Regions from separate parts of the Homo sapiens genome. Here region 2 is linked to region 1. The links are chromatin loops, found by intact Hi-C in ENCODE. Cell type or tissue: dorsolateral prefrontal cortex. All regions are shown on one strand. Links, peaks and the distances in the headings refer to the core of each region. The heading gives the core; the rest is flanking DNA. Region 1 overlaps CUX1 (cut like homeobox 1). Region 2 overlaps CUX1 (cut like homeobox 1).

Region 1 (15,340 bases), core at 7,341-15,340:
TTATAATTTTTTATTCAATCTTATTTTCTGAATAGGTAACGTGTTCACTTGGTCTAAAATCAAAATTTTAGCCAGGTCCGGTCACTCGCACCTGTAATGGCAGTACTTTGGGAGGCTGAGGTGGGGGGCGGTCACTTGAGCTCAGGAGTAACATGGCAAAACCGTGTCTTTACAAAACACACACACACACACACACACACACACACACATTAGCTGGACATGGTGGCACGCGCCCGTAATCCCAGCTACTCAGATGGCTGAGGCGGGAGGATTGCTTGAGCCCAGGAGTTCGAGGCTGCAGTAAACTGTGATTGCATCACTGCACTCCAGCCTGGGTAACACAGTGAGACCCTGTCTCCAAAAAAATAAAATTTGTATGTTTATATACTGAGAAATTTTGTCTCCGCCTCTGTCCCTTTTTACCCCTACTGTCTACCCTAAGTCAGTACTGTACTTCTGTTCATTTTCTGGGGGTGTGCTGAACAGATTCAAGAGAATAGCATTTCCATGGAAAGGCCGCAGCTTGTAAGTTTCACTTGAATTTCCGTGATTGGGAGTTAATATCAAATGATCTCTCAGAATCAAGAAATACTGATACATATCAAATGTATAATAACATTTTGAGAATTTTTTTTTTTTTTTTTTCAGACAGAGTCTCACTCTGTTGCCCAGGCTGGAGTGTAGTGGTGTGATCTTGGCTCACTGCAACCTCTGCCTCCCGGGTTCAAGCGATTCTCCTGCCTCAGCCTCCCAAGTAGCTGAGATTGCAGGCGCCCACCACCACACCCAGCTAATTTTTGTATTTTTAGTAGAGATGGGGTTTCACCATGTTGGCCAGGCTGGTCTCAAAGTCCTGACCTCAGGTGATCCCCCTGCCTTGCCCTCCCAAAGTGCTGGGATTACAGGCGTGAGCCACTGCGCCTGGCCCCATTTTGAGAATTAAAGGAACATGGGCACGTAATCTTTATACGAGGTGGAGTCAGATTGAATAGCAAGAGGAAGAGAAACTGACATCCACGCTCATTGCACTGGGCGTTTTATGTGACTTAATCCTCATAGCAGCTCTATGAAGTATGTATCAGAGGGTGTCCCCATTTTACATTAAATCACTTGCCTGGATCACTCAGCTGGGGAGGGTGAGAGCCAGGTGACCTACCCAAGGCTGTGTCTCTGGGTGGGGGGCTCAGAACCTCTCTCCCTCGTTTTGTAGTAGCCAGACATTGTCTCGTATAAACTATGGCAACTGGAAGTGAACCAGGTCTTTTCCTGCCCTCTGATTTTGGTGGAAAATGTGACCTACCCAGGAAAAGCACTATGATTTTAGGAGTTTAGGTGCACAAAGCTGTTTTCCAAGCATGCTCATTCTTCTCCCAATTTGGGACTCATTGCTGCCTCTCTGCCCTCATCTGTGGGGCCAAGGGAGCTGGAGCGACAGCCACAGCAGACCGCTCTGCATCCCTGTATGCGTTGTGGGAAACAGCAGAGGAGGTGGCGTTGCGCCCATCTTACAGACTCCAGATTCTGTTCACCCGACAGGCAGTGGGAATCCGTGTTCACGCTGGTCCCTTGGATCAGAAATTCAGTACCCTTCCCTCCACACCATGCTGTAGACACCTCTTTCCTCTCCTAGACCCGGAACATCCTCTCTTCTTCAGGGTACTGGGGACCAAGATCCACCCTCGTGGTGAGAAAACCACACCATAAATAAACACAGCCACCATACGCCGTGAGATCTGGCCAAGAGGTTTCCTTCTGTTCATTCGGCCCTAATCTCCAAGATGGGAAGGCATTGCCAGCTGCCCTGTGTAGAGATTCCTGAACACGCAGTGTTTCTTATTAACCCGCCAGATAACCAGAAAATCAGTCTTTGGGCAAGCGCTTGCTTCTCCACGTGCCCAGTATTTTCTTTCTTTCTTTTTATTTTTTTAATGAGACAGGGTCTTGCTCTGTCGCCCAGGCTGGGCTCGAACTTCTGGCCTGAAGTGATCCTCCCACCTCAGCCTCCCAAATAGCTGGGACTACAGGTGTGCGCCACCATGCCCAGCTAACTTTTTTTTTTTTTTCTGGAGAGACAGGGTGTTACTATGTGGCCCAAGCTGGTCTCAAAGTACTGGGCTCAAGTGATCCCCCCACCTCGGCCTTCCAAAGTGTTGGGATTACAGGTGTGAGCCACTGTGGCCAGCTATTCTTTAATTTACTAGCGCTGACTACATGCCTGTGATGTCCCCAGGACCCTGCAAAGTTCTGGGAAATTCATAGTGAGCAAAACACAGTCCTTGCTGGAGTTCACAGCCCATGGGGAGACGGCACCAACCCTGTGCCCAGACTAGGGGAGCTGCCACGCAGCCACTCACTGAGCTGGGCACACAGGTTCCCATCTCTTATGAGGTGAGGCAGGAGGAGCAGGGAGGGAGCTGGGGAAGTGGCATCAGAACATTTTTTGGAAGAGAGAAAGGAAAGGTTTCCAAGCAGAAGGAACAGCCTGTGGCGAGGTCCGAGGGGAAAGGAGGGGACCCTGTTCTCTGGGGACACTAGGGGAACGTCAGCATGCCAGGTCAGGGTTCTGGGGAGCCCTGGGTGGTCTTATCGATGGCCCCCAGGAAGCCACAGAAGGCATTTGAGCAGGGAACGCCAAGCTCACGGCGGGCTTTGGCAGGGCGCGCCCCGTGTCCTGGAGGACTGTGTCCTGGTCATCTTTCTAGGCCCCCACTGCATGCCCTTGAGGACTAGGAAGGGTGCCTCCTTCTCTGCATCAGGCTGACTCCTAGCAGCTGCCGTATCTCCAGCTTTCCTGCTTTCAACTATGCTTTTTGTCTCCTTTTCCTCATTGCGAGCCTAGGCCTGTATGGGGTGGTGGAGTGGGTGGGAGCTCACTGCTTAGGTGGGTGGGCAGTGTGGGTGGTGGTGGTTCCATGGGTCTCTCCCTCCCACTGTCCCATCTTTGCCACTCATCTGCTGCCCCCCACTCCCGGACCCCTTTTGGAGGTCAGTCTCACTCTGTGGAAACCCTGGCTTCCTGGTTCGAGATGCCCCCTCTGGCCCACGTGTCTGACATCACGTACCAGAACACTGTGGCCATCATTCAGGATTTTTTATGACACAGTAGTGAATCAAAGCCTGTCAGTGGGAAAGTGATGGGGAAGGATTAAGTGTCTGAGAACATTTGGGAAATATGAGGTTAGACCTGGTTCTCAAACTTATGAAATAAGTGAAAACATGAACGTTCACTTTGGGAATTCTGCAAGATTCTCCTTTAAATGGAGTCCATGAAGAGAACAAAATGAATTTTCTGCAGCGTTACGCAGGAGCACTTTTCTGGAAATGAGGTTTCCTAGGACTTTGTCAGCCCTTCAAAGCCTAGGTCTCCTTACTAGAGGGGAAGAAATGAGATTTTATTTATTTTTATTTTTATTTTTTATTTTTTGAGACCAGAGTCTCACTCTGTTTCCCAGGCTGGAGTGCAATGGCACAATCTCGGCTCATTGCAACCTCCGCCCCCAGGGTTCAAGCGATTCTCATGTCTCAGCCTCCCGAATAGCTGGGATTACAGGTGTACGTCACCACACCCGGCTAATTTTTGTATTTTTAGTAGAGACAGGGTTTCACCATGTTGGCCTGGCTGGTTTCGAACTTCTGACCTCAGGTGATCCACCTGCTCCAGCCTCCCAAAGTTCTGGGATTACAGGTGTGAGTCACCCACTGGCCACAAACTTATGAAATAAGCAAAAACATGAACTTTAACTTTAGGAATCTACAAGGTTCTCCTTTAAATGGAGCCCACGAAGAGAACAAATGAACTTTCTGCAAATGAGATGTCCTAAGACCTTGTCAGCCCTTCAAAGCCTAGGTCTCATTACTGGAGGGGAAAAAATAAGATTTTAAAATATCAATGTTTAGCCAGACTCAGTGGCTTACCCCTGTAACCCCAGCACTTTGAGGAGGCTGAGGTGGGAGGATCGCCTGAGCCCAGGAATTCGAGACCAGCCAGGACAACATAGCAAGACTTCCATCTATTAAAGAAAAAAAAAACCATCGTTTACTTTTAGGAGTAGGCATTACATTTACGTGCTTAAAATACCAAAGGTACCCAAGTGTAGATATGAAAGACTTTCCCACCCCCAAGTGAGTGCCCAGCCCCTTAATTTCCCTCCCTGGTATGGATACTACCAGTATCTTATGTTTGTAGAACCTTCTACAGAACCTTGTGTAGGTAGAAGCAGATTCTATGCATCTATGTGTATCTGTGTATTTGCAGTGACTAGATTGATTGCTGTTGATGGACATATTCTGGGGAGGTGTTTTTACACTTCCATTACTGAGCACAGGCTCACAGGATGGCACTTTCCCGCATGCACCACCATGCCTGGCTGATTTTTGTATTTTTAGTAGAGACAGGGTTTCGCCATATTGGCCAGGCTGGTCTGGAACTCCTGACCTCAGGTGATTTGCTCGCCTCGGCCTCCCAAAGTGCTGGGATTACGGGCGTGAACCACTGCGCCCAGCCTGTTTTTTGTTTGTTTGTTTGTTTGTTTGTTTGTTTGTTTTTGAATAGAGACAGAGTTTCACTGTGTTGGCCAGGCTGGTTTTGAACTCCTGACCTCAGGTGATCCACCCACCTCAGCCTTCCAAAGTGCTGGGATTACAGGTGTGAGCCACCATGCCTGGCCTCAATTTCTCCCTTTTCTAAGCCCCCCACCTCTGTTTTTGTCCCATGGTCTGGTCCTGTCGGCCTTGTTGCACCTGGCAGTCAGGGTTGACTTATGATTTACTTGAACCATCCCTGGAGCCCCTGGCCTGGTGGGGGATGCTGGTGGCAGAATGAATTCGGGTCTGAGGTCAAGCATGTGTCTGTGAGAGTACACAAAATGAACTGTGATGTAGCGTTTACTGTGCCACAAACTTGAAATGCATCATCTTGATTATGTCCAGAGAAAGGAAGTCATTTGACCACAGCCACACAGGTTACAATGGGGATGCGGCCTGGAGTCCAGGTGTGAGCTACCACACCCAGCCCACATACACTTTAAAGATGAGCAAATCCAGGCTGTAATCCCAGCACTTAGGGAGGCTGAGGTGGGAGGATCACTTGAGGCCAGGAGTCCAGTCAGGTTTGGGAGGCCGAGACAAGAGGATCGCTTGAGCCCAGGAGTCCAGTTTAGGTTTGGTAGGCTGAGGCGGGAGGATCGCTTGAGGCCAGGAGTCCAGTTCAGGTTTGGGAGGCCGAGGCGGGAGGATCTCTTGAGGCCAGGAGTCCAGTTCAGGTTTGGGAGGCCGAGGCGGGAGGATCTCTTGAGGCCAGGAGTCCAGTTCAGGTTTGGGAGGCCGAGGCGGGAGGATCTCTTGAGGCCAGGAGTCCAGTTCAGGTTTGGGAGGCCGAGGTGGGAAAATTGCTTGAGGCCAGGACTCCAGTTTAGACACCACTGTTTGAAGCGTCTTGGGATGTTTTCAGTAGGGGACTTGGAGAAGTGATGGAAAGAGGCTGGTGGGTGGGGCTTAGGCCCACCACCCCTTTCTAGCCAGAGAACCCTCCATTCATCGAAATGATTCTGTTGTTGGAAATGAAACAAAAAATAAAATGGTCTTAGGACCTTCCTGTGCAGGAACCATGGCCGACCTTTCCCTTTTTGTACAAGTGATCTATTTTTTTCACTAGCAAAACCATTTAAGATTTCTATATAGGATGTGCTGTTTGATTAGTTTGACAGATAATCCCCCAAGAAACATCAGATGAACTCACTCTTTGGATTAAAGTTTGAGATAATAAAACAAGAATACTTGTGTTGCTGATGTGGCCAGCCCAAGTATGTTTTTCCCACCAGCCCAGAGGTTCTGGGGGCAGGAGGCATCCTTTGCAGGCCTAGAAGGACCCACCCTGTGGGAGCCTGGCCCTGTGCATCTGCAGAGAGCACTTGCTGGAAATCTCAGTGGGAAATGGTGGGGATGCCTCCCATACCCCCACTTTAAAACAAACAACTGACAATTACACTTTTTTTTTTGAGACAGAGTCTCGCTCTGCTGCCCAGGCTGAAGTGCGGTGGCACCATCTCAGCTCACTGCAACCTCCGCCTCCCGAGTTCAAGCGATTCTCCTGCCTCAGCCTCTCAAGTAGCTGGGATTACAGATGCACACCACCATGCCCAGCTAATTTTTTGTATTTTTAGTAGAGATGGGGTTTCACCATGATGGCCAAGCTGGTTTCGAACTCCTGACAATTATACTTTTTGAGACAGGGTCTCCCTCTGTCACCCAGGCTGGAGCACAGTGGCTTGATTATGACTCACTGCAGCCTTGACCTCCTGGGCTCAAACGATCCTCCCGCCTTAGCCCCCCAAGTAGCTGGAACCACAGGCACCCACCACCGTGTCCAGCTAATTTTTGTATTTTTTGTAGAGATGGGGTTTTGCCATGTTGGCAGGCTGGTCTCAAACTCCTGGGCTCAAGCGATCTGCCTGCCTAGACCTCCCAAAGTGCTAGAATTACAGGCATCATCCACTGTTCCCGGCCCACATACACTTTAAAGGTGAACAAATCCAAGCCAGGCATGGTGGCTTATGCCTGTAATTCCGCACTTTGGCAGGCCAAGGCGGGCAGATCGCTTGAGGCCAGGAGTTCAAGACTAGTCTGGCCAACAAGGCGAAACCCCCTCTCTACTAAAAACATAAAAATTAGCTGGGCATAGTGGCTCATGCCTGTAATCCCAGCTTCTCAGGAGGCTGGGTCTTGAACCCTGGAGGTGAAGGTTAACCAGTGAGCCGAGATCACACCAGCGCACCCCAGCCTGGGCGACCGAGCAAGACTGTCTCAAAAAAAAAAAAAAAAGATGGGCAAATCCAAATGGATCTCTGGTGTTATTTAAATACTTATTTGGGAAAAAAATTTTCCCACTATTTCTGTTAAGCAGACAGCTGGTTACATGGTAGTTTTTTAATTTTGTTTTTAATAACATCTGAAATGCCTGGCAGAAAGTCTGGAGTTGGGGGCAGAGAGAAACTTAAAATGTTAGGAGCTTTGCCCTTTGAGGAGCTGTCAGAATTGGAGAAAAAACATCCCAGAAATTGTAATCAGTGAGGAAAACAGGATTCCAGCTATCCACAGCACCCCAGCTGTACACCAGCGTCACGGGATGAGGGATGCCTGTGTGCACGTAGGCCTTGGTTTCTGAGCTGAGACAGCAGCAGCCAGGCCGACTTGGTGATAGGCTTGGCCTGCCCCTGCAGTGGACTGCCTGGGCCTGGGCCTGGGCCTTGGCCTTGGTCTCAGCCCTGTGGTGGATGATCTGAGCCTTGGCTTTGGCCCTCCAGTGGATGGCCTGAGCCTTGGCCTTGGCCTTGGTCCTGCCGTGGATGACCTGAGCCTTGGTCTTGGCCTTGGTCCTGCGGTGGACGACCTGAGCCCTGGCCTTGGCCTTGGCCCTCCAGTGGATGACCTGAACCTTGGCCTTGGCCTTGGCCTTGGCCCTGCCGTGGATGACCTGAGCCTTGGTCTTGGCCTTGGTCCTGCAGTAGACAACCTGAGCCTTGGCAATTGGCCTTGGCCCTCCAGTGGATGACCTGAGCCGTGGCCTTGGCCTTGGTTCTGCTGTGGACGACCTGAGCCTTGGCCTTGACCTTGGCCCTCCAGTGGATGACCTGAGCCTTGGCGTTGACCTTGGCCCGCCAGTGGATGACCTGAGCCTTGGCGTTGACCTTGGCCCGCCAGTGGATGACCTGAGCCTTGGCCTTGACCTCTGAAGCTCTTCTGTGCAAGGGTGGGGCTCCTGTTGGTGACACCCACTTGCTGAGTCTACACCTGGGAAGCTCTTGGTCAGCTCGGCCCATTGACTTGAGAGAGGAATAGTTGCCGTCCAGCGAGTGCTGGGGGTGTAAGGTGGACCGGGCCACACGGCTGCCAAGGGGCCGGCTGGGTGGGACTGAAACCTGACCCATGTGGGTCCTCATTGCCTCCTGACATCAGTCATCCTGTGATCTCTTAGAAAGATAAAAACACATTTTCTGCGTTCTGGTGCCTCTCCTTGCCAGACATTTTCTCAGTAAAGTTTCTGTCTCAGCCTCGTTGGAAGTGCCAGGTTCTGAGCCCATCAGTTTGCTGCTAGCCTGCCAGCTTCCCATGACCTGGGACCTGGGACCAGGGGCCCGCAGGTGTTTCTAGCTGGAGAGGAGTTCTAGATAGTTCTGAGCGGATACCCTCCTCTGTCTTCCTCGGGAGAGTTCTGGCTTGGTTTGGTGGTGTTTTCTGTGACCAGCAGTGGCCACCGCCACCACCAACCCCTCTTCCCCCTCCCCTCTTCCTCCCCCTCCCCCCTCCCTCCTCCTCCTCTATCTCCATACGCCCTGAGACTGGCCAGTGGGCAGCATATTGTGCAAGAAACAGCTGTTGTTTTGACAAAGGACATAACTCGCCTCACTTCTTGCATCACCAGACCCACGAGGCTCTGGATTCCAGGCCTCTGCCCCTGCAGGTGGACACACAGACCGTAACGCAGAGGCTCACGTGTCCCACACTATGCATTACCATTTGTGTACGCACTCGTTCACATTTAGCAGGATTGTAAAAATTAATAGTTAGTGCAGTTCTTCCAGCTAGATAATGCATCCAAATGGCAAGACAGTCCAAAGATACACACTATGGAGTAAGTCCCTCTCCCCACCGGCCCCTCTGGAGAGAGCCAGGCACGGTCACAAGTTTCTTCTGTATCCCTCTGGAGATAATCACAGCCTATGCGAGCATATGGATGGATATTCTTTTAAACATTGTGTTGCGGTTTGCTTTTTGGCTTGGATGTATCTGATGATTATCATATCCCTTACAATACACCGTGTTTTTTTACATTACAGGAAAATCTGTGAGGGGCTAAACCGACAGGGTATTGCTGGGCATGGAGGAGGTTGGGTCCAGGTTTTTTGCTCTTTGTGACTTTTTAATGCCTTTCAGATGTGACGACTCTCCATACGCCTTCTCACACGTGACCCGTGACTCATGGGCCGAGGCCTCTGCATTTGGGACCCCCACCTCCACCTCCCCAAGATGCATTTCATTCCCTTGTTAATGTGTCATTGTAGTTGACGCTTTGAGGATAGGCAGGCTTGGTAGATAATAAAACAGTATTTGGCTTATGTTTAATCGCTGTCTCCTCCCACAGCCCGAGAACGCCTTAGCGTCCTTCAGAAAGGATTTGGTGGTACTGGTTTTTATGTGTGTGTGTGTTGTTTTTTAAAAAAATTTTCTCCAAGGGACCTGGTCAAAGATTTCAAGCCTTAAATCTGATCAACCCAATCTGGGGCGGCGGCAGCTCAGTCTCTCCTCCTCGCTGTGCCAATCTGTTTCTGTGGTGGCGGGTGGCGGCTCGGTGTTAAATTTGGAGACCCCCGTGGGTTTCCCATGCCGACCTGCATATGTCTGCGGGCACGGGGAAGGGAGGGCCGCAGACCCCCGTTGAGTCCCCGACTGCCAGCAGCAAGTTGCCGCAGGCGCACTGGCTCTGCAGCCCCGGGATCAAGGTGGGTTCACCTTGCACCGGGCCACCTGTTTCAGTTTCCTCCTCCACCAGGCAGGCTCTCTGACAGATCAGCCCAGGGAGGGGCAGGTGGGGACCGAGGGGGACGGAGGGGGCCCACAGACCCCCGGCTCATCTGGCATCTTCCCCAGCGTTTCCCACACTTGACCCACTAGATGAGAAGTTGGGGGTCGGGGCTGGGACCCCACCTTCATACCTCCAGCGCCTGCCAACTCAAAGACATCGGTAGATGCCCACCGATTGGGTAACCGCCCCCAGCACCCCCACCCTGCTAGGCTTCCATGCAGTGGGGGAAGTAGGGACCCCCGGCCAAAAGCAGTCATGTTCTTTTTGTTTTTCTCCTAAGTTTTCTGCGTCTGTGTGCGATTGGAACGAAACATCAACTCTTTTTTTTTCTTTTTTGTCATATTTCAATATTGGCTTTCTTCCCCGCCTTCTTTCGAAGGCTCCTTTTATAACTTCGGCTGCTGCTGCTTAAATATAGATGTCAAAGCCCTCCTCCCTCCAGATTGTTTATATTTTTGAAGAGCCTTCTGCTTCGCTGTGACTGCTCCTCTCTTATCTGTATCCCCCGTTCCACCACATTGGTTTCGGTTGCTCTTTTTTTTTTTTCCCTGCCTTCCCTTAACTGGGATGTGTTTCAAATGTGGTCTATCAAAATGTTCAGTGTTTCCCTTTTTTCTGCAATAGCTTTGACATCTGTTCTTGAATTCTAGCCCACGTTATTCCTTAGGACTTGTTTGCCCAAGATGTGCCTGAATGCCAGAAATACTAAGGGGAGAAGAGTGTGGTGTGGTGGTATCTTCCCCTCATTGCCTGGTTTGTTGTTTTATTGTCGTTGTTGTTTTTTTTTCTTTCCTCCCCTGCTTTTTAAAGTGTCTACGATTCCTTCCTTCTTCCTTCCTTCCTTCCTTCCCTCCCTCCCTCCCTCCCTCCCTCTTTCCCTCCCTCCCTCCCTCTTTCCCTCCCTCCCTCCGTCCTTCCCTCCCTCCGTCCTTCCCTCCTTCCTTCCTTCCTTCCCTTCTTCCTTCCTTCCTTCCTTTCTTCTTTCTTTCTTTTTTCCCTTGGGACACCTCACTCATGCCCAGGCTGGAGTGCAGTGGCGTGATCTCGGCTCACTGCAACCTCTGCCTCCCCGGTTCAAGCGATTCTCTTGCCTCAGCCTCCTGAGTAGCTGGGATTACAGGAGCCCACCACCATGCCTGGCTAATTTTTGTATTTTTAGTACAGACAGGGTTTCTCCATGTTGGCCAGGCTGGTCTCAAACTCCTGACCTCGGGTGATCCACCCACCTCGGCCTCCCAAAGTGCTGGGATTACAGGCGTGAGCCACCTCGCCCGGCCTGTCCATGATTTGTAAGTTGACAGCATGATTTCATCCCATCCGGCATGGCCCACCCCGTAGTAGTACCAAGGAAGCATTTCCCAGCAAGAACTTGTAACGTGTAGGTTTGCTGGTTAACTTCCGCCAAGGAGGAAAGCCTGTGGGACTTGGTGAGCTGGGTGGTGGGGGGTGGAGAAGGAGAGGCTCTAGTGTGCTTCTTGGAGGCGTGGGGATAAATCTTCAGCTTTGATTTTTCTCGCCGTTCAGCTCTGCTTGGACTCAGGGTGATGGTCCCAACCGTGAGAAGCCAGCTAGAGCAGCCACCTTGGATCCCAGCAGAACGGGCCGCTGTGTGTCTTTAGTTGCCAAAGCGACTCGGCAGGAAAACAGGCCTTTTGGTGGCGACAGCAGTGTGTCCTTGGGCGCCTGCTGTCAGCCTGGAACACCATTCTGGGGCCATCTGCTGCAGGCTTGTTGGAAACAGATCCTCTTGGCAGCTCTTCCCAGAATTTCTGAGGCCAGGGCACAGGTTCTCTGGCGCGTTGATTATCGGTTTGTTGCGGGGAGCAGAGCCCAGAGTCCTCAGCCCCCTAGCGGGTCCCTCATGGGGAACCCACTCCTGGTGGTCCTCAGCGTTCCCGCGCAAGTAATGTGATTTGAGAATAACTGCCAATGGTGCCTCATTTCTGAAAAGTGGTTGGAAATAATTATTCTTGGAATTTACCTTTTAAAGGTCCCTCTTGAAAACTAATCATAGGTTAATGGTCTCGAACATGATGCTTGGCCTAGAGTGAGCTCACCATAAACATTTGTTGAATGAATACAAACCAAGTATTACTCTCAGAGATCCCAGGCCCACAGCATTGAAGGACGGCCACACGGAATGCCCCGAGGAGGGGATAGATCAGCAGAAGGACTAGAGCTCAGGAGAGTGGCTGGCTGGAAGGAACCCTTGGGAAGAAGAGGCGTGGAGCAACTTGGGGAGGCGGGTGCTTTGGGCATTAGCCTGATAGTTGTGGCTGGAGCAAGAAAGATGTTTCTGTGTATTCTGTTATGGGAACAGAGTCATTTATGGCGTGCACATTGAGGCACGACCCATGATGTTGAACGAGCTTGGTTTTCTCAACCACTTCACATGGGACGGACGTGGGATGGGGGGATAATGTTCATTTCTCTGCCTTCCCGCCACCCTCCAGCCCCTCCTCTGCCAATGAGTTGATGTTCCTTAGAGCCACTGGGGTCTCTCCCCCAGTGTTCTGGTCAAATGCAAATAGGACCCTCCTCTAGTACACAGTGCAATTACAATCTCACTTTTCCTTTCCTGTTTCCCCAACAGAGAGAACTCGATGCCACCGCAACGGTATTGGCGAACCGGCAGGATGAAAGTGAGCAGTCCAGAAAGCGGCTTATCGAACAGAGCCGGGAGTTCAAGAAGAACACTCCAGAGGTGAGGCGCGTGACCATCGTGTTCGCTTTGAAGGGATCTTAGAATGCTGGTGCATGTTCAGGCGACGCTCCGTGAGCGTTTCATTTTCATCAGATGAACGCACGGCCGGCAAACAACCCGTTTCTTTCCCCAGATGTCTTCAGCCCCATTTCCAGCAGAACGCATGCCATCCTGCAGGCTGTGGGGATGTGGAAATTGATAGGTTGTCTGGAAATATGAAAGTCAGAGCCAATTCCAGGTGCAGATACTGGACAAGCTTGGTCTGTAAGAACACGTGGGCAGGTGTGTGGGTGTCTCAGACCCTCGAGCTCATCCCAGACCCTGTCCCATGTCAGTTAGCAAGCCACCAAAGTCCATAAGGGATCCTGTGGGGTGGAAGGTCCGCGGGGCCTGCTTCCCTGTTGCTGGTGCAGGCGGAGTGTCTGAAGGCTGCACGCATCTGGGCATAGCAGTGCGCCTAACGCTTCTTGTAAAACAGACATTTCGCCTGCTAGGCCTTTTAAATGCCTCTCTGTTTCTTGAAATATGCCGTAAAGGGCAATGGAAATGTGCTTTTTATATACTCCTGTTTTTTCTCTCGTGAGTGTGCAATCGGGGGACAGTGTTGAGTTGCTGGGGTGGCGTTTTTCTGCTCGTTTCCTGGCCCCTTCTTCCTTCCCTTCAACCCTATCAGGGGCTTACTAAGAAAAAAAAAAAAACATCCAAGCGTGTTGCAGGCAGATGAGCAGTCGCGGGAATGGCTTTCCGGGTGACATCTGCCAGTTTGGTCCCCATGGCGCTCATCCCGCGGGCTCGGACCCCAGCCTCTCTTACATCTTCCCCTTGTATGGGAAGGGGTCGCAGCAGCCCACAGCTTCGGCCCGGCTTCCGGGCTTGGGGAATCTTCTCCGTATCGTAGCTCTTGGCTCCTCCATATAAGACATAGGAACATGCCTGGAGGCAAAGCTCCTTTCTAGGAGAGATGCCCCTCTCTTACTTACATAATATTGCTGGGAAATTATATGTGAATTGCATTTTTAAAAGCGGACTCATTTAAAATGTTTCAAAAGAGGCTTGCTAGTCAAGGGACTGCTGGCATGAATCATTATGGAAAACAAATTAATAACCTTCTGTCTTCAGAATAAATATTTTAGGAGAAAGCTTGGTAGCAGAGTAGAAAGAAGGCAGCCTTTGGCCACAGAGCCAGCTAAGGGTTCAAATCTCACACCCGCTGCTTGCCTCGGCTGCCCCTAAATGTGGGTACTCCATGTTTCACGAGACCAAAAATGCAGGTGGGAGTCACTGGTGCTTGGGGGTTTCTGCCTTCTCTGCCAGTGTTGGGGAGTGGGGGGCCCTATTCTCCATGTCAGCCTTGCCATGAGTAAAAACAGGAGGAAAAAAAGAGCTGGGGACAGAACGTCCTTCTTCTGTTGCCTCCAGCGGCTTCAGAGCAGACTTTCCTGGAACTCCGGTTTCCTGAGCGCTTGTCCTTGACTCAGTTTCCCCAGCCCAAGCCCCGCCACATCCATCGTGCTAGCTCCTCTTAGTGCCGTTCCTGTAGCTAGTGGTCACCCACCGTTCTGTATTGTCACTGCCCTTTCCTCGGTGACCATATGTCTGAGGGTTTCCATAGAAAATCTTAGAGGTTTGGCTGGGCGCAGTGGCTCACGCCTATAATTTCAACACTTTGGAAGGCTGAGGCAAGCAATCACTTGAGGTCAGGAGTTCAAGACCAGCCTGGGCAACATAACAAGACTCATCTCTGTTATAAAAGGTAAAAAGAAAAAAGAAAACGTTTTGTGGTTAAAAACAAACAAAGAAACAAAAAAACCCAGAAAATCTTAGAGGGGCAAGGCCATCCTTCAGAGGCCACGGACAATAAATACACGAGTGTATTCAGCCAGAGAATGAGGTTCCTAAGAGGCCTGGCTTCCTGGGTGTTCCTCAGAAGTCCCCAACTCCTAGTGACAGTGGAGGAGGAGCGTGTCCCCCTTCGGTCACCCTGTCCGTTCCTTATGCTCTGCTGATAAATGCCGCTTGTACTGCACTGAGCCCTATCCCTCCATCGTGCCTTGTGTCGAATTCCACATTAGTTACTCAAAGACACCTGGCCTTAAACTTGGCGTTTTTATCTCCTTCTGATCCCAATAAATGGAAGAGGCTTGGGGAGGCGGCAGCCTGGTAGGTACCTGCCACTTGGGGCATTTCTTCTCAGGACACATTTTTAGACTCTGTCTTCATGGAGAAAGGGGCTAGAACCCACCAGGAAGGGGAGGCAGATGATGGAAGGTCACCACCTGCTTGGCCCTGACCCCGCCACTGCCAGTGGGTGGAGGGTGGTGCCCACTTCCTCATCTTTGGCTGTAGTAACGAGGGTCTCACTGCAGCATGCGGTCCTGGGGAGGTGGGGAGAGGGGAGCTGGCTGCAGGCTCCTGCCCCGCCAGCCCTATGCACTTTCTCATCCAAGGACCAACCTGGAAATCTGTGGGGCGCCCACGCGGAAAGTCCAAGACGAGACCCACTTCACTTGTGCCAGCAGCCAGAGCTTCCTGCTGGTAACTTTTTTTTTATTTTTTGAGACAGAGTCTTGCCCTCAGGTTGGAGGACCACCCAATCGCTCAGGTTGGAGTGCAGTGTCACAATCTCGGCTCACTGCAACCTCCGCCTCCTGGGTTCAAGTGATTCTCCTGCTTCAGCCTCCCAAGTAGCTGGGATTACAGGCACATGCCACCACCACACCCAGCTAATTTTTGTATTTTTAGTAGATTTCACTATGTTGGCCAGGCTGGTCTCGAACTCCTGACCTCAGGTGATCCGCCCACCTCGGCCTCCCAAAGTGCTGGGATTACAGGCATGAGCCACCGCGCCCAGCCCTCCTGCTGGAAATGTTGAAACCACATAAGACCAGAACAGTGGTGGGAGTCGGGGGCTGTGGCCGGAGTGTGCTGGGTGTGCAGGAGGCGGAGTTCCCTGCTGTTCCCTGTGACAGCAGGTGTGTGTGTGTGGGGGGGGAGCTGTGACAGTACGTGTGTGTGTAGATAGCACATGTGTGGAGCCTCAGCTCAGTGCCTGGCCT
Region 2 (15,340 bases), core at 3,681-11,680, 56 kb after region 1:
GTGTTGGGATTACAGGCATGAGCCACTGTGCCTGGGCAAGCCAATATTTTAACAGGCCCTTTACCTATGTAATTTCACTTCAACTTCTCGGCAACCCTGTGAGGTCGGGAGATCGGGTGTTCTTGTCAAAGGCACATCAAGAAATGACAAGGCGGTACCGGGCACAGTGGCTTATGCCTGTAATCCCAGTGCTTTGGGAGGCCGAGGCAGGTGGATCACCTGAGGTTAGGAGTTCGAGACCAGCCTTGCCAACATGGTGAAACCACGTCTCTACTAAAAAATACAAAAATTAGCCTGGCGCAGTGGTGAGCACCTGTAGTCCCAGCTTCTCAGGAGGCTGAGGCAGGAGAATTGCTTGAACCTGGGGGGCGGAGGTTGCAGTGAGCTGAGATCATGACAGTGCACTCCAGCCTGGGCAACAGAGCGAGACTCCATCTCAAAAAAAAGGTGAAAGAAATGACTGAGCAGGAATTTGGGCCCAGGTTTCGTCACCAAATTTTGTATGTTTTAGCTATCATTATTGCTGTCCTTGTTATTGATGTTATCGGCCCTGAGGGTATAATGATGAGCAGAATATATCCCGATTCTAAGAAGTCAAGAGGAAAGGAAGCTAGCTTTGCTTTATTTCAAGTTTCTCATTCTTTTTTGCCGTCATTCTTTTTTGATCACAAAATGCCCACCTGTGCTCTAGAAACCACGCCTCCATTGGACAGGCTTTGGGAGTACTGGCTCCAGTGATTTGGGTGGTTTTGCACTGATTTCTCATCCAGCAAGCAAACCTCAACACCTTCAGACTGTCCCCAGCAACCAGAATATTATCGTTTCAGAGTTTCGAGGGACCATAGCTGTCAGCCTGTCTGTCCACCCTGCCTGGCGCTGGCCTTAATTGGAGGATGGTTGCATTTGGACCAGAGCAGAGGCAGATATCTCATTCCTCCAATGAAATACGAGGGCTTGTGCAACAGGCTTCTTATCTCATCTCCACCTGATCCCAGGAGCCTGATTCCTTTCCAGGGAGCAGCAGATGAGACTTTTCTCTTTCCAACACCAGTGTGTGTGAGCGAGTGAATGAGTAGGGTTTAATGGTGATTAAAGGCGTGGTCTTCATTTTGACACCTTTTGTTCTATAACAAGCCTGACAACCATGAACCTACTTCTTGCCAGACAGAAAAGTCATTCCCGTGCCTTGCCCCTGAGCCTCCTCGGAAATGGCAGAGCTGCACATGAGGAATTATGCTTCCTCGAACAGCAACATATGAGTCGTGCCTCTTCCCTAACACCGCTTTGCAGTTTGTGACTATAATCTAATGAATCCAGCTGACGTTGATCAGGTCCTTGGTGTGGGCGAGGCACTGTGCGGCGGGGAGGGGGCTTCCTTCCTTTGTTCCTCCCTAGTGCAAAGCAGTGGGTATCACAGACGAAACTCACAAGCCACAAAGAGGTTCCCAGGTCGAGCTGGCCTTTGTGCCCATGACGTCTCCCTCCCAGACCTGTTCTCCTTCCACCATCCTTGGTTCCCAGTCAGGGCATGGTGGTGGGGGAAGGGCAGGGTCAGCAGGGCATATGGCCTGGCCCTGTCCTGCAGTGGGGTTGACTGCGGTACTGCTCCAGAAAAATGGACTTTGTTGCCAGCGTTAAAAAATGATGACTTGGCCAGGCGCGGTGGCTCACGCCTGTAATCCCAGCACTTTGGGAGGCCGAGGTGGGCGGATCACGAGGTCAGGAGATCGAGACCATCCTGGCTAACACAGTGAAACCCTGTCTCTACTAAAAATACAAAAAAAATTAGCGGGGCGTGGTGGCAGGCGCCTGTAGTCCCAGCTACTCGGGAGGCTGAGGCAGGAGAATGGCGTGAACCCGGGAGGCAGAGCTTGCAGTGAGCCGAGATCGCACCACTGCAGTCCAGCCTGGGCAACAGTGTGTGACTCCATCTCAAAAAAAAAAAAAAAAAAAAAAAAAAGATGACTTGGAGATTGAAAGAGGTTGAAGAGATAGCTAAAGGCAATGTGTGGACCTCATTTAGATTACAGTTGGAAACAAGCCAGCAGAAAACGTGTTTCTGAAACAACTGGAGAAATTAGAACAGTGGGTTTCTGGATATTTTATGATATTGAGGCGTTATTGCTATTATTTGTGAAGTGATAATAGTGTTTGTTTTGTTTTGTTTTGGGACAGGGTCTCACTCTGTTGCCCAGGCTGGAGTGCAGTGGCACCATCAGGGCTCACTGCAGCCTCAACCTCCCCGGGCTCAGCTGATCCTCTTGCCCCAACCTCCCAAGTAGCTGGGACTACAGGTGCGCGTCACCATGCCTGGCTAATTTTTGTATTTTTTGTAGAGGTGGTGTTTCAGCATGTCACCCAGGCCCCGGATTATAGTGTTTTGACTGTCTTTTTTTTTTTTTTTTAAAGGATCCTTATCTTTTAGAGAATTCACACTGAGATATTTCTGGATCAAATGACTTGATATCTGAGATTTGCAACAATTAATACAGTAAATGAAACAAGCCTGGCCGAGAGTTGATACTCATTGAAAGCGCATGATGGGCACATGGGGACTGGTGTTACTGTTTGCTTGATGTGGGCTTGTCTTTGAGATTTTCGTAGTAAGGTGGTATTTTGCACAAAACCCCAGCTCTGATTTTTCTGGGAAAGTGGGAAGGCCTGGTGATTGCAGGCTGCTGGAGCTTTAGATGGGTGGGAATGTCCTAGGTGGCGGATGTCCCATGGTCATGTGGAGGGAAGGATAGAAAGAGCATGGCAGGGGGCCAGGTGCCCCGACAGGTGAGGGCCACCTGCAGGGAACATCAGAGGTGTGTGCTTCTTGAGGGTCGTTACCCACGGTCTGTATCTCCCTATATTCACCAAAATACACGTGGGACTTCCCTTCTGATCAGGTGCACAGCCTAGGGGATCCTCTGGGCCGAGCGGACCTGCCAGGGAAGCTCTCAAGTGGTCTGGATAGAACAAGCAGGGGGCTTCTGCAACAAGCCGGCCTAGCTCCAGGACACCCCCATCCAAGAGGGATTTGACAGATCCATCCCAGCCCCATAACTTGGTTCCTTTGCAGAGGGATCATTTGGAATTTTTTTATTTTATTTTATTTTATTTTATTTTGGTGAGATGGAGTCTCACTCTGTTGCCCAGGCTGGAGTTTAGTGGCGCAATCTCGGCTTACTGCAACCTCCACCTCCCGGGTTTGAATGATTCTCTTGCCTCAGCCTCCTGAGTAGCTGGGATTACAGGTGCCCTCCACTTATGCCCAGGTAATTTTTGTATTTTTAGTAGAGATGGGGTTTCACCATGTTGGCCAGGCTGGTCTTGAACTCCTGACCTCAGGCTATCCACCCGCCTCAGCCTCCCAAAGTGCTGGGATTACAGGCGTGAGCCACCGCGCCCGGCCAGAAATCTTTTTCCATTTGCCACACTTGTGACTTAGCCAAGTGTCTTTTTCAAAGACTAATAAAGCCTTCACAGCTTCCGAAACACCGCGCTAGATCTGGTAGCCGCGGACAATTTGGATTCCTTCTCCAGTGGGAAAGATTCAAAACTGCAGGTTTCAGAAGCCTTTAAAAGCTTCTTGTCTGTGTGATGTTCATTGAATGCAAATTCTTTCGCAAATAATGGCCTGCAACTGCTTTAAAGAAATAAACTCATCTTGCTGAGCCCGGGCATGTATGCGTCAATGGTGAAAAACTGCAAACACACATTCTGTTAGCAGAATCGTTTAATTAAACCACATTCTTGAAATGGTCTGCACTATAGGAAGGGATGTTGTGTGCACCACACTTTCTAAAAAGATATGTAAAAGGTCCCCAGAAACATATAATCAGAATTTATCCTAGACAAGTAATTTCCTCTCCCCATGTCTGTGTCCTCATCTGTAAAATGAGGTAGTGGGGCCAGGACGTCTGTAAGGTCCTTGTAGTGATGCTGTTCACAGGTGCTGTTACTTGGGGGAATCATAATGCTCTAGGGTTTTTGGTTTGGGGATTTTTCTTTGTTTTTTTGAGACAGGGTCTCCCTGTGTTGCCCGGGCTGGAATGCAGTAGTGTGATCGTAGCTGCCTGCAGCCTCAACCTCCTGGGTTCAAGCAGCTCCCCCTGCCTCAGCCTCCCAAGTAGCTGGGACTATAGGTACACACCACCACAACTGGATATTTGTTAAAATTTTTGTACAGAGGAGGTCTCCCTGCATTGCCCAGGCTGGTCTCCAATTCCGAGGCTCAAGTGATATTCCCACCTTGGCCTCCCAAAATGCCAGGATTACAGGCATGAACCACTGCACCTGGTACTAGGGTTGTATCGTTTGTCTTTTAAAAAATCTTCACATAAAAGTTAATTGTGGGGTGGGAGGGAGTTCCTATATCAAAAGTATGTTGAAATACAAGAGTCAAGAGGTTGAGTCTGGGGTCCAGGTGGGTCCCCTGGACAACCCTCTGCAGACTTGCTGCTGCTTTTGTTAAAGTGTCTGGGAGTCCCAAGCCACATGGGGTAGGGGCATCAGAAGAGTCTAGAATTATTATTTTTGAGACGTGGTCTCGCCCTGTTGCCCAGGCTGGAGTGCAGTGGCGCGATCTTGGCTCACCGCAGCCTCCGTCTCCCAGGTTCAAGTGATTCTCCTGCCTTAGCCTCCTGAGTAGCTGGGGTTACAGGCGCGTACCACCGTGCCTGGCTAATTTTTGTATTTTTAGTAGAGACAGAATTTTCCCACGTTGGCCAGGCTGGTCTCAAACTCCTGGCCTCAAGTGATCCACCTATTTTGGCCTCCCAAAGTGCTGGGATTATAGGCATGAGCCACCATGCCCGGCCTGAAGAGCCTAGAATTCTTCAGCCTTCTCCAGGATATCCCTGCTGCCTGGGTGGGAGACAGGGGAGAGTTGGTAGGGAGAGGACTGTGCTGTGGAGGTATGACTCTGCAAGGTGACCCCGGCTCAGCAGCTGATCAGCTCTGTGGCCTTGGGCAGGACACGGGGCTCCCTGAACTCCTCTCTCCACATTGGTAAAGGGTCTGGTCAGGCCAGCTGTGGGCTAGTGGTGAGAGTAACAGAGATACTGATCTGTTACTGGAAACGCCATGAGCTGATTGCTGTCATTAACCTCCCTGTACTGAGAGTTAAACAAACAGGCACCTAGGATGGGTGCAGTGGCTCACACTTGTAACCCCAGCACTTTGGGAGGCCAAAGCAGGAGGATCACTTGAGGCCAGGAGTTTGAGACCAGCCTGGGCAACATGGTGAAACCTCATCTCTACAAAAAAAAAAAATGCAAAAAATTAGCTGAGCGTGGTGGCGCACACCTGTACTTTCAGCTACCCAGGAGGCTGAGGTGGGAGGATTGCTTGAGCCTGGGAGTTCCAGGATGCATTGAGCCAAGATCGTGCCACTGCACTCCATCCTGGGTGACAGAGCAAGACCCTGTCTCAAAAAACAAACAAACAAAAAACAGCAAAAAAAAAAAAAAAAAAAAAAAAGCAGGCACCCAGATTTTCCTGTACTGTAAAGAGAAAAACCTTGAATTTGGATTAGGAAGGTCTGACCCTGTCACAAACAAAAGTGACCAAATCATACATTTTGAAATTCACCTCCTTTGACAAAGCCAGGATCCTCATGAAAGAGAAGATTCTGATGTGAAGTCAGCCCTGCACTTTCAGCCTTTCCAGCGTGCAGGTTGATAGAATCCCACACTTTTTAGCGGTCGAAGGGAACTTAAGATGTAGCAGTTATTTCAGAGTTGTGAAGCAGAGACCAAAATAGTTTGAAGCTGAATTTTAAGCCTCTTTTGGCCAGATCAAAGAAACCCAAACTCCTAAAAATACCAAATTAGCTTTTTAAGCATAGTTTCTATCTTTAGTTGAAAATGTGTGCAGTGTATACTTCTGGAACCTGCTTAAATGTATCCATTGAAATGAAGATGTACCTTGAAAAAAGAGGCGCCTGATCTGCAGTAATAATTAAGTAACTTTCTCTGCCCTTGACTCTTGCCCCAACGCGTATCAGGATTCCACGGTCCCCTTTCTCCTTCCTTTTTCAATTCTGAAACCATCCTTGTCTTCTTGCCGGAGTTAGCACCAAAAAAAAAAAAAAAAAAAAAAAAAAGTTACTCTTGTAGTTTACATGTCATAAATGAAAATGGATATTCCCTCCCAGGGCATAATCTGAAATATTTGTATTTGGGTTTCAAATGTGTGATAAGATGCTCTCTGTGGCAGATCGGCCTTTCTAATTGCTGTGCTTGTTAAAATTCAAATTAGGCTTTATTCTCTTAGCAAACGTTGACTGACAGTTGCAGAGAGTGGCCCAGAATGGCACTGAGTGATGGGTGGCCAGGAAGCCTGCGGTAGGAAATTCACAACAGACCTTTCATAGAGAAACGGCTGGCCTTGACTTTGAGTCCTTCCATCCCAGGTGCTTTAGAGACAGAGCCGCCTGACCCTTCCTTAGCTTGGCCCGGGGGTGCGTTGGAGGGGGCTGTTCCCACCTGCAGTTCCTAAAGGACAAACTGTCTGATACAGGCTTCATGTGGGGCTGGCCAAACCCCACCGAGGTTTGCACACACCCCAGGATTGCAGAACCTGAGCTCGAGGAGTGGGACATGACCTCCCCACGCCTCTGCTGAGTATCCCAGACCTTCCCATGTCTTTCTTTTCTTTCTTTCTTTTTTGAAAAGGAGTCCCATTCAGTCGCCCAGGCTGGAGTGCAGTGGTACGATCTTGGCTCACTGCAACCTTGGCCTCCCAGGTTCAGGCATTGCTCCTGCCTCAGCCCCTCGAGTAGCTGGGATTACAGGCGCGTACGACCATACCCGGCTGATTTTTGTCTTTTTAGTAGAGACAGGGTTTTACCATTTGGGGCAGGCTGGCCTTGAACTCCTGACCTCAGCTGACCCACCTGCCTCAGCCTCCCAAAGTGCTAGGATTACAGGCGTGAGCCCCTGCACCCGGCTGAACCTTCCCATTTCTAATCAGAACTGACCCTGGGATCAACTGACCTCCTTGGAGTGTAGAGGCATCCTGGTTGTCTGGGGACTTTGGGTGGGATCTCTGCCAGTTTTGCCTGCAGCAGAAGGAAAGGGAAGTGACTTATCTTAGGCACCTGCTTTGAACAAGGCACTGAGCTGAGCACGTTCACATGTATCTACTAATTTAATCCTGACAACAGTCCTGAAAAAGATACTTTCCCCATTTTCCATCTGGGGAGACTGAGGCTCAGAGAGGTCACTGGCCTGCCCAGTATGGCGCTGCCAGCAAGGGTTGAGCTCATATTGAGTCTGGGTCGGTGTGACCCTACAGCCATGCCCTTGACACTATGCCATTCCTGCCCTCCTGGCTGGTTGTGTTCTGCTCACTTCCAAGAATGATTTCCAATGGCTTGCAAAGTTACAGTTAGCACAGTATGACAAGCAAGGCATGAGACTGGGAGTGAGTGGGAACGAAGAGGAAAGAAAGTGAGAGGAGGCTGGGCATGGTGGCTCACACCTGTAATCCCAGCACTTTGGGAGACCAAGGCAGGAGGATCACTGGAGCCCAGGAGTTCAAGGTCAGCCTGGGCAACATAGGGAGACCCAATCTCTATTGTAAAAATAAATTGTAAATAAAGTGAGAGGAAAAGGCAGTTAGAACCAGAATTAGACAACTATCCAAAGTTCCCCAGGCCCTGTGTACTTTGTAAAGATGAGATACAGACTTGATTGTGAGCTTCCCAGCAACCAATGCAAAAAGGGCAACCAGATAAGTCATGTGACTTACGCTGTCCACAAGCTCAAAACAAAGCATGTGTTGAGGGAAAGCACAGCTCCTCTGGTGTTGGCAAAAAAAATTCTCCCTAAAGATCCTCGTAAAAAGAAGTCACTTGGTTTCATTGCCGGTTACAAGTTGCTGGCAACCAAGTGCCACTGGCAGGTATCTTACAGCTTAATAGAAGCAGCATTACATTGGTCTAAAAGAAGACAAGAGAATTACAGGCCCATTTTTAGGAGTGGATACACCTCTTTCTATAGGTAGAGGAACTTCTGTCTGGATTTGTGAGTTGGGTGATTTCAGATACTGATTTATTTTTATTTATTTATTTATTTTGAGACAGAGTCTCGCTCTTTCGCCCAGGTGGGACTGCAGTGGCGCTATCTTGGCTCACTGCAAGCTCCGCCTCCCGGGTTCACGCCATTCTCCTGCCTCAGCCTCCCAAGACGCTGGGACTACAGGCGCCTGCCACCACGCCCAGCTAATTTTTTGTATTTTTAGTAGAGACGGGGTTTCACCGTGTTAGCCAGGATGGTCTCGATCTCCTGACATCGTGATCCGCCTGCCTCCGCCTCCCAAAGTGCTGGGATTACAGGCGTGAGCCACCGTGCCCGGGCCAGATCAACTGATGTTTTGAGTTCAGATACAGAGTAAATGTAGCTTGTAAAGTACTGGTCATTAGAACCAGAGAATGAACTCTGTCCCTCTTTTAAATCTGGTTGGTTTAGTCTTTTTAGACACATACCGTTCGGGGACAAAGAGATCGATCAGAATTTTCTTGCCTCCTCGGACGGCATCTGACCTGGCTAGGTTGCGGGGATCTGTTGGAGAGAGAAGCGTGTCATGGATCCCGCATCGAAAACAGCCTTGAAGAGGGCCAGGAGCACGGAGGACCTGGGGAGGGCCCTGACCACTGGACACATCTGCCCTTTGCTCCTCCTTTTTGTCTCTGCTGGTGGCCCTTTCTGCTGTATTCACGCGCCCTCACCACCTCCTGTGTATTCGTGTGCTGGAGTTCAGCCGCCAAGGTGGAGAGAGACTCCCTGTCGGGGAAGGACTCCGGCCCCAATGCCTCCTCCTCCAGGCCAGGCCGCCATGGTGGGTGGGAAGAGAGGCCACTCCTAGAGAAAGAGACACTGTCAGTAGGTGTCAGGAGGTGTCCCGGGAGCTCGCCGCGTGGTAACCAACAGACACAGCCCTTCTTGGCATTCAAAGTTGCACCCTGATGCCTGTGAGGGAGTCGTGACTTTCTGTTACCACTGACCCAGGGCAGAGTTTTAAACAGTGACCTTAAGGCGAAAAGCTCCAGATCTCGTTACTGACCAGTGCAGCCAGCCACTGCCTTCCTTCCTTTTTGATTCTAAAAATGACACTCGGGTTTTAGAGGGTTGCTTTTCAGGCAGCCGAAATCCCCGCATGCACCTTCTCGTACATTTCAGGAGAGAAGAATCAAGTCCATCCACGGTATCCTTGCCCAGGTACCGGTATCCATCAGAGCGTGATTGGGGTTTCAGCAGAGCCAGGCCTGCTTTTCCTGGCAGAGGCTGGGCCCCTTTAGATTTTTCTTGTAGATTTTGCTTGAGCCTCCCAGCCCTTCCTTGCTCAGCACCTGTGACCCACTGGGTCACAGTGACCCACATCCCATGGCTCTGACCGCAGCTGGACTCATCTCACACTCACGTTCATCACGGCTCCCAGAAGGCACGTGTTTTTAATGAGAGGCTCATTTCCACCACTGCCCCCCAGCCCTCCGCAGCAAGCCAGTGCAACGCCAGGACAGTCTGCTGACAGGGGAATTGGAGACTGGAGGGAGCAAGTTTTACCTTTTTGGTTTGACCATTTAAATTGAAGTCATGCATACAGGGAAAGTTATGCATATAGAAAAATGTACACTTCATACTGCGTGCATTCAATTAATTTGCGCCAAATGAATGCACCCGTGTCCCCTGCACCCAGATGGAAAATGCCACCAGCACCCTTAATAGCCCCCACCTGGACCCCTGAATTGGAGTGAATTTTGAAAGAAGAGGGAAAGAAAGTGACATGTCCCAATTAGAACATATGGGACAGGCACTTTCTATACTGTCCACCTTGCCCCAGATTCTTTTTCTTTTTCTTTTTCTTTTTTTTTTTTTTTTGAGACGGAGTCTCACACTGTCGCCTGGGCTGGAGTGCAGTGTCATGATCTCAGCTCACGGCAACCTCCACCTCCCAGGTTCAAGAGATTCTCCTACCTCAGCCTCCCGAGTAGCTGGGATTACAGGTGTCCGCCACCATGCCTGGCTAATTTTTTGTATTTTTAGTAGAGACGGGGTTTCACTATGTTGGCCAGGCTGGTCTGGAACTCCTGACCTCGTGATCCACTCGCCTCAGCCTCCCAAAGTGTTAGGATTACAGGCGTGAACCACTGCGCCCGGCCCAGATTCTTTTTTTTTTTTTTGAGATAGAATCTGGCTCTGTCACCCAGGCTGGAGTGCGGTGGCACAATCTCACTGCAACGTCCACCTCCCTGGGCTCAAGTAATGCTCTCACCTCAGCCTCCCAAGTATCAAATTCTCATTTTAAAAATTAAGAATCAGACCCAAAAAGAACAAATGACTTGACCATGACTGAGGCCACAGAGCCGAAAATGTCCCCATCCTGGAGTCTTACTGTGGCACACTCTCATCTTAACCACACACTCTAGTTTTATCCTCTCTGTGTCTTTCATAGATTATCAGGAAGCGAAATAACCTGTTAATATTTTCAAAAGTTCTTATGAAATGTGAAGTGCTGTATAATGATTAAGATAGAAAGGAGAAACTAGGAAACGAGAGCTTTTAATCCTAGCTTACAGGAAATTCTAACTAGTAGGAAATCTAATTCAGGCAGCGCTGGGAAACATCACAGGCTATGAGATGAAAGTCAGCTAAATTGGGATCTAATTCTATAATCTAAATATAGATGTAGATATATTACAGGTTGGCCTTTTCAGCTGGAGAGAGTATCATTCACTCCAAAAGTGCCTTTTGTATCACAGAGAAGAGCGCAGCCAGGGGTGATATCAGCTGAGGAAGGGGGCGGGCAGCTTGGCGTGAGGGGCTTTCATTCATTCCTTAGTCATCTCTATTTTCTTAAATTTTATAGTAGGAATTATTTGTGCGTTGTATGTATAATAAACACATGGAAAAGACAAGAGCGAGGAAGGCATCTCAGGAGTGTTTTTGGGAAGGAGGCTGTCATGGCATGTGGGCAGAGGGAGGTCTGGGAATGGGATTTGCTGGGTCAGAAAGATGTCCATGTTCTTTGCCAATTTGGCATCAGAAATGGCCCACACCAGCCAGGTGTGGTGGCTCATACCTCTAATCCCAGCACTTTGGGAGGCCGAGGTGGGTGGATCAACTGAGGTCAGGGGTTCGAGACCAGCCTGGCCAACATGGCAAAACCTCATCGTCCCCACTAAAAATACAAAACTTAGCCGGGCGTGATGGGAGGTGCCTGTAATCTCAGCTGCTCAGGAGGCTGAGGCAGGAGAATCCCTTGAACCCGAGAGATGGAGGTTGCAGTGAGTCGCGATTGTGCCACTGTACTCCAGCCTGGGCAACAGAGCAAGACTCTGTCTCAAAAGGAAAAAAAAAGAGAGAGAGAGAGAGAAAAGAAAAGGCTCACGCCTGTAATCTCAGCACTTTGGGAGGCTAAGGCAGGAGGAGCTTGAGACCAGCCTGGGCAACATAGTGAGACCTCCTTATCTCTACAAAAAATGAATTTTTTTTTTTTTAATCAGCTAGGCATGGTGGCATGTGCTTGTAGTCCCAGCTACTCAGGAAGCTGAGGTGGGAGGATCACTTGAGCCCAGGAGTTCGAGGCTGCAGTGAGCTATGATTGTGTCATGTACTCCAACCTGGGTGACAGAACGAGACCCCGTCTCTAAAAGAAAAAAGAAAATGCCTGTTTCAGTTGTCACTCCTCACCAGTGAGGCATGGGAGTGTTCTCTTCCTCCAAACCTCACTAACCCTGGATAATGGCATTGTGATAAATTTTCCACTGGTCAAAAAATATATATTGCCTTAAACTCAAAACTCGTCCATCAACAGTGAGGTTGGCTGTCTTTCCGTGTGTTTGTTAGCCAGTGGTATCTCCTGTGTAAATTACCTTTTGACATCCTTTGTTTATTTTGGTTGGTCTTTTACCTCGTCGTCATCTTACTCACTTTTAAAGAGCATGAATTAAGGCCGGGCACAGCTGCTCACGCCTGTAACCCCAGCACTTTGGGAGGCCAAGGTGGGTGGATCACCTGAGGTCAGGAGTTCCAGACCAGCCTGGCCAACATGGTGAAACCCCGTCTCTACTAAAATTAGCCAGGCGTTGTGATGGATGCCTGTAATCCCAGCTACTTGGGAGGCTGAGGCAGGGAGAATCACTTGAACCTGGGAGGTGAAGATTGCAGTGAGCCGAGATCACACCACTGCACTCCAACCTGGGCACAGAGAGAGACCCCATCTCTAAAACAAACAAAAAACCACAGTATGAATTAATTATTTCTCTCTTACATGTTGTAGAAATTTTTCCCAAATCTACCATTCATTTTGTAAACATAAACTATATTTCTGTACTCTCTTATAGTAATTGTAGATTTCTAGTGTTTCACTTGGTTTTTGAATCGACAACAGTTTTGTGTGTAGGGTATTGTAGTGTAAGGGATCTGTTTTTTCCCCCAGGCAGATAGCTCATTTTCCCAATGCAATATTCCTTTAAATATTCTGAATAAAAGAAAATTTTAAAAATCATTTTTGAGCGATGGGAAATGTGAACCAAAAATATGCATAAGGAATTTTTGATTGAAAAACCCAGACGGGGGCAGGAGTTTGAAATGAACTTCCCCTAAAAGCCAAAACTTGTAGAGGTGGCAGCCTGAGGGCTTTCCAGAGAGCTGTAATTGACTGTTTCTCCCATCAGCCACTCTCCTCTTTCTCATAACTTTTTTGGGCAGCCATTAAAGATCTGATGACGAGTGTGAATGTGGCAGCATTTTGGCATTTTGGATGGTGGCATAATTGCACATATTGAAAAACTCTAAATTTACATCGGTGGATCCAGTGCGTCTCATTATACTGGAGGTGTGAAAACTCCATGTGCCTCTTTGAACAATTGTCCTGCTCTGTCACAGTTCAGGGGAAACAAAAGTAGCTCCAACTTCCCGAGATTTAAATTTGACTTTATTCCATTTAGTTGATATTGTAACTAGAATTTGAATAGTCTTTTCCCTTTCTGATTTTTTTTTTTTTTTTTTTTTTTTTTTTGGAGATGTAGTTTCGTTCTTGTTACCCAGGCTGGAGTGTCGTGGCATGATTTCAGCTTGCTGCAATCTCCACCTCCCAGGTTCAAGCAGTTCTCCTGCCTCAGCCTCCCAAGTAGCTGGGATTACAGGTGTGTACCACCACACCCGGCTAATTTTTGTATATTTAGTAGAGATGGGGCTTCACCATGTTGGCCAGGCTGGTCTTGAACTCCTGACCTCAGGTGATCCTCCCGCCTCGGCCTCCCAAAGTGCTAGGATTACAGGCGTGAGCCACTGCACCCAGCACCCTTCCTGATTTCCATTTCCGCTTTTATCTCTCCACTCCCGAAGATGTATCAACCCACAAGGAACTTCCTTCCAGCCCTTACTTAAAACATTGCTCTTTTTCCAGCTCCAGATATTCCCTACATTGGCTGCCACTCCTCCTTGTCTCTGTTCAGTCTTGGAAAATTGGTTTGGTCCAAGCTGAAGCTATTCTTTGAAGAAATACCATTATTTTTAAATAAAAGGATTCCCCAGCCTGGACAGTGTAGCAAGACCCCATCTCTACCAAAAAATCAAAACTTTAGCCAGGCATGATGGTGCACACCTGTAGTCCCAGCTATTTGGGAGGGTGATGCAAGAGAATGGTTTGAGCCCAAGAGATCGAGGCTGCAGGTTAGCTATGATCGTGCCACTGTACTCCAGCCTGGGCAACAGAGTGAAACCGTGGCTCAAAATAAATAAATAACATAAAAAGATTCTCCTTTGAGAGAATCGCTTGAACCCAGGAGGCAGAGGCTGCAGTGAGTCGAGATTGCACCACTGCACTCTAGCCTGGGTGACAGAGTGAGACTCTGCTCAAAAAATAATAATAATAAATAAATAAAAAAGATTCCTCCTTCCAGGAGCCAAGAACTAGGAATTTCAAGCTGCAATCTTGCTTTTTAAGCATGGTTATATATGGGGGGTCAGCAGAATGTGTGAAAATTATTGAAAAGTAAAGCATGAGATGTGACTGAGCTCTTGAGAGCAGACCACTTTCCCCTTCTTAAAACGTTTTTTTTTTCCCTGACCCCTGTCTGAGATACAGGCTCTCCTGGTTCGGCCCACCTTGCCCATCACTCTGCTGGGTCCCCACTCGCGCCCTGCACCTGAGGTTAGAGGGCACATAAGTCTCGGGGACCTGCCCTTTGATATCTACAAGACCCTGTCCTCAGGGGATCCCATCGACTCTCGTGGCTTAAAATACCATCCACAGAAGGATGGCGTCTATATTTATATTAACCCAAATATTCAACTGAATATTCAACATCTCTACTTGGAAAGACATCTCCGGCTTCACATGGCTTCAAAAGAGAACTGTTGACCCCTCCCACACACACCGCCTGCACCACCAATCCCAGTCCCCCTGTCACCTCGGGAAATGGCGTCACCACCCAGGGGCTGCTCAGGCTAAAACCTAGGTGTGCCCTGGGGCTCCCCCTCCTCTCCCCCGACATGCCTGGTCCACCAGCAAGCCCGTCCTTCCTCCTGGATACACCTGGGCTCCCAGCTACACGCTGTCACCTTGGCCCAAGCCACTGTCATGGCCACCCCACCACCACTTCCGTTCTTGGCTGCCTTCTGTCCATTCTCTTTCCCCAGCGGCCTCAGTTTTATTTCTAACGAATGCAGTTCAGATCTTTCCGTCTCCCTGCTAGACCCTCTGATGTCTTTCCATCCAACCTTCCACATTCTGTGACCCCACGTCGCCCTCACTGGCTGGGCCACGGCCCCTCTAGCCCCGGTCTTCACCCTTGAACCTGCCTAGCCTCTGTCCTCCTCCTCTGCGCCCCGTGGCTTCTTCCACTTTCTTCCACCTGGCTCACCCGGAATTCCAGCTACTTGTGCTCTTCCTGTCACACATTGCCTGGTGTGTCATTTCCATCTCTGTCTACCTTTCCCTCCTAGAATGCCATTCCCATGAGAGCACTTTCAGGCCACTTCACGGCGTACGTCCAGCCCCAGGCACAGAGCCCGGGGTATCATAGGTGCACAGTAAACATCTGTTGATGGGCTGGCTGGATTCTATGTGGGAAGCATAATGACCAGTGGTCACAAATTACTGGGGCCAGAGGGGCGCTGCCTGGTGTTAACCGCCTGGTGCCTGCCCTACCTTTAAAGCCAAGAGTGTCCATTTAATGAGCAAGAAGCAGAAATCCTGGGCAAGCAGTGCAGATGTAGGCTCTCGGGAACATGTTGACCACTCAGAAAACCTTCCAGGAGGTGAGTACCAGGAGATGGAGGTGCTCTAGACTGTGATGCTGGGAAAGGATTGTGGGCTAGAAAAAGGGCTCCCTAGGGCC

Evidence for each region. Peaks named below come from ENCODE experiments on the same cell type or tissue, not always from the same donor. Only the 100,000 strongest peaks of a DNase experiment are listed, where the experiment ranks them.
Region 2: a loop joins it to region 1, with 6 times the contacts of the local background. A loop is called at or near these places in 1 of 110 quality-filtered maps.

The regions. Positions count from the first base shown.
Region 1 is chr7:101,903,942-101,919,281 of GRCh38, forward strand. It overlaps CUX1 (cut like homeobox 1), which reads left to right. Exons shown (of 24, transcript NM_181552.4): 2 at 12,174-12,284. Among named protein-coding and RNA genes, the nearest start is that of CUX1, 94 kb to the left of the region's middle. In dorsolateral prefrontal cortex, for the core only: no CTCF peak of the experiment used is centred there; a DNase peak (open chromatin) is centred at 11,250; H3K4me3 peaks cover 661 bases; H3K27ac peaks cover 1,575 bases.
Region 2 is chr7:101,963,915-101,979,254 of GRCh38, forward strand. The region is part of intron 2 of CUX1 (cut like homeobox 1); the gene reads left to right. Among named protein-coding and RNA genes, the nearest start is that of CUX1, 150 kb to the left of the region's middle. RefSeq lists an enhancer at 14,679-15,320. In dorsolateral prefrontal cortex, for the core only: no CTCF peak of the experiment used is centred there; no DNase peak of the experiment used is centred there.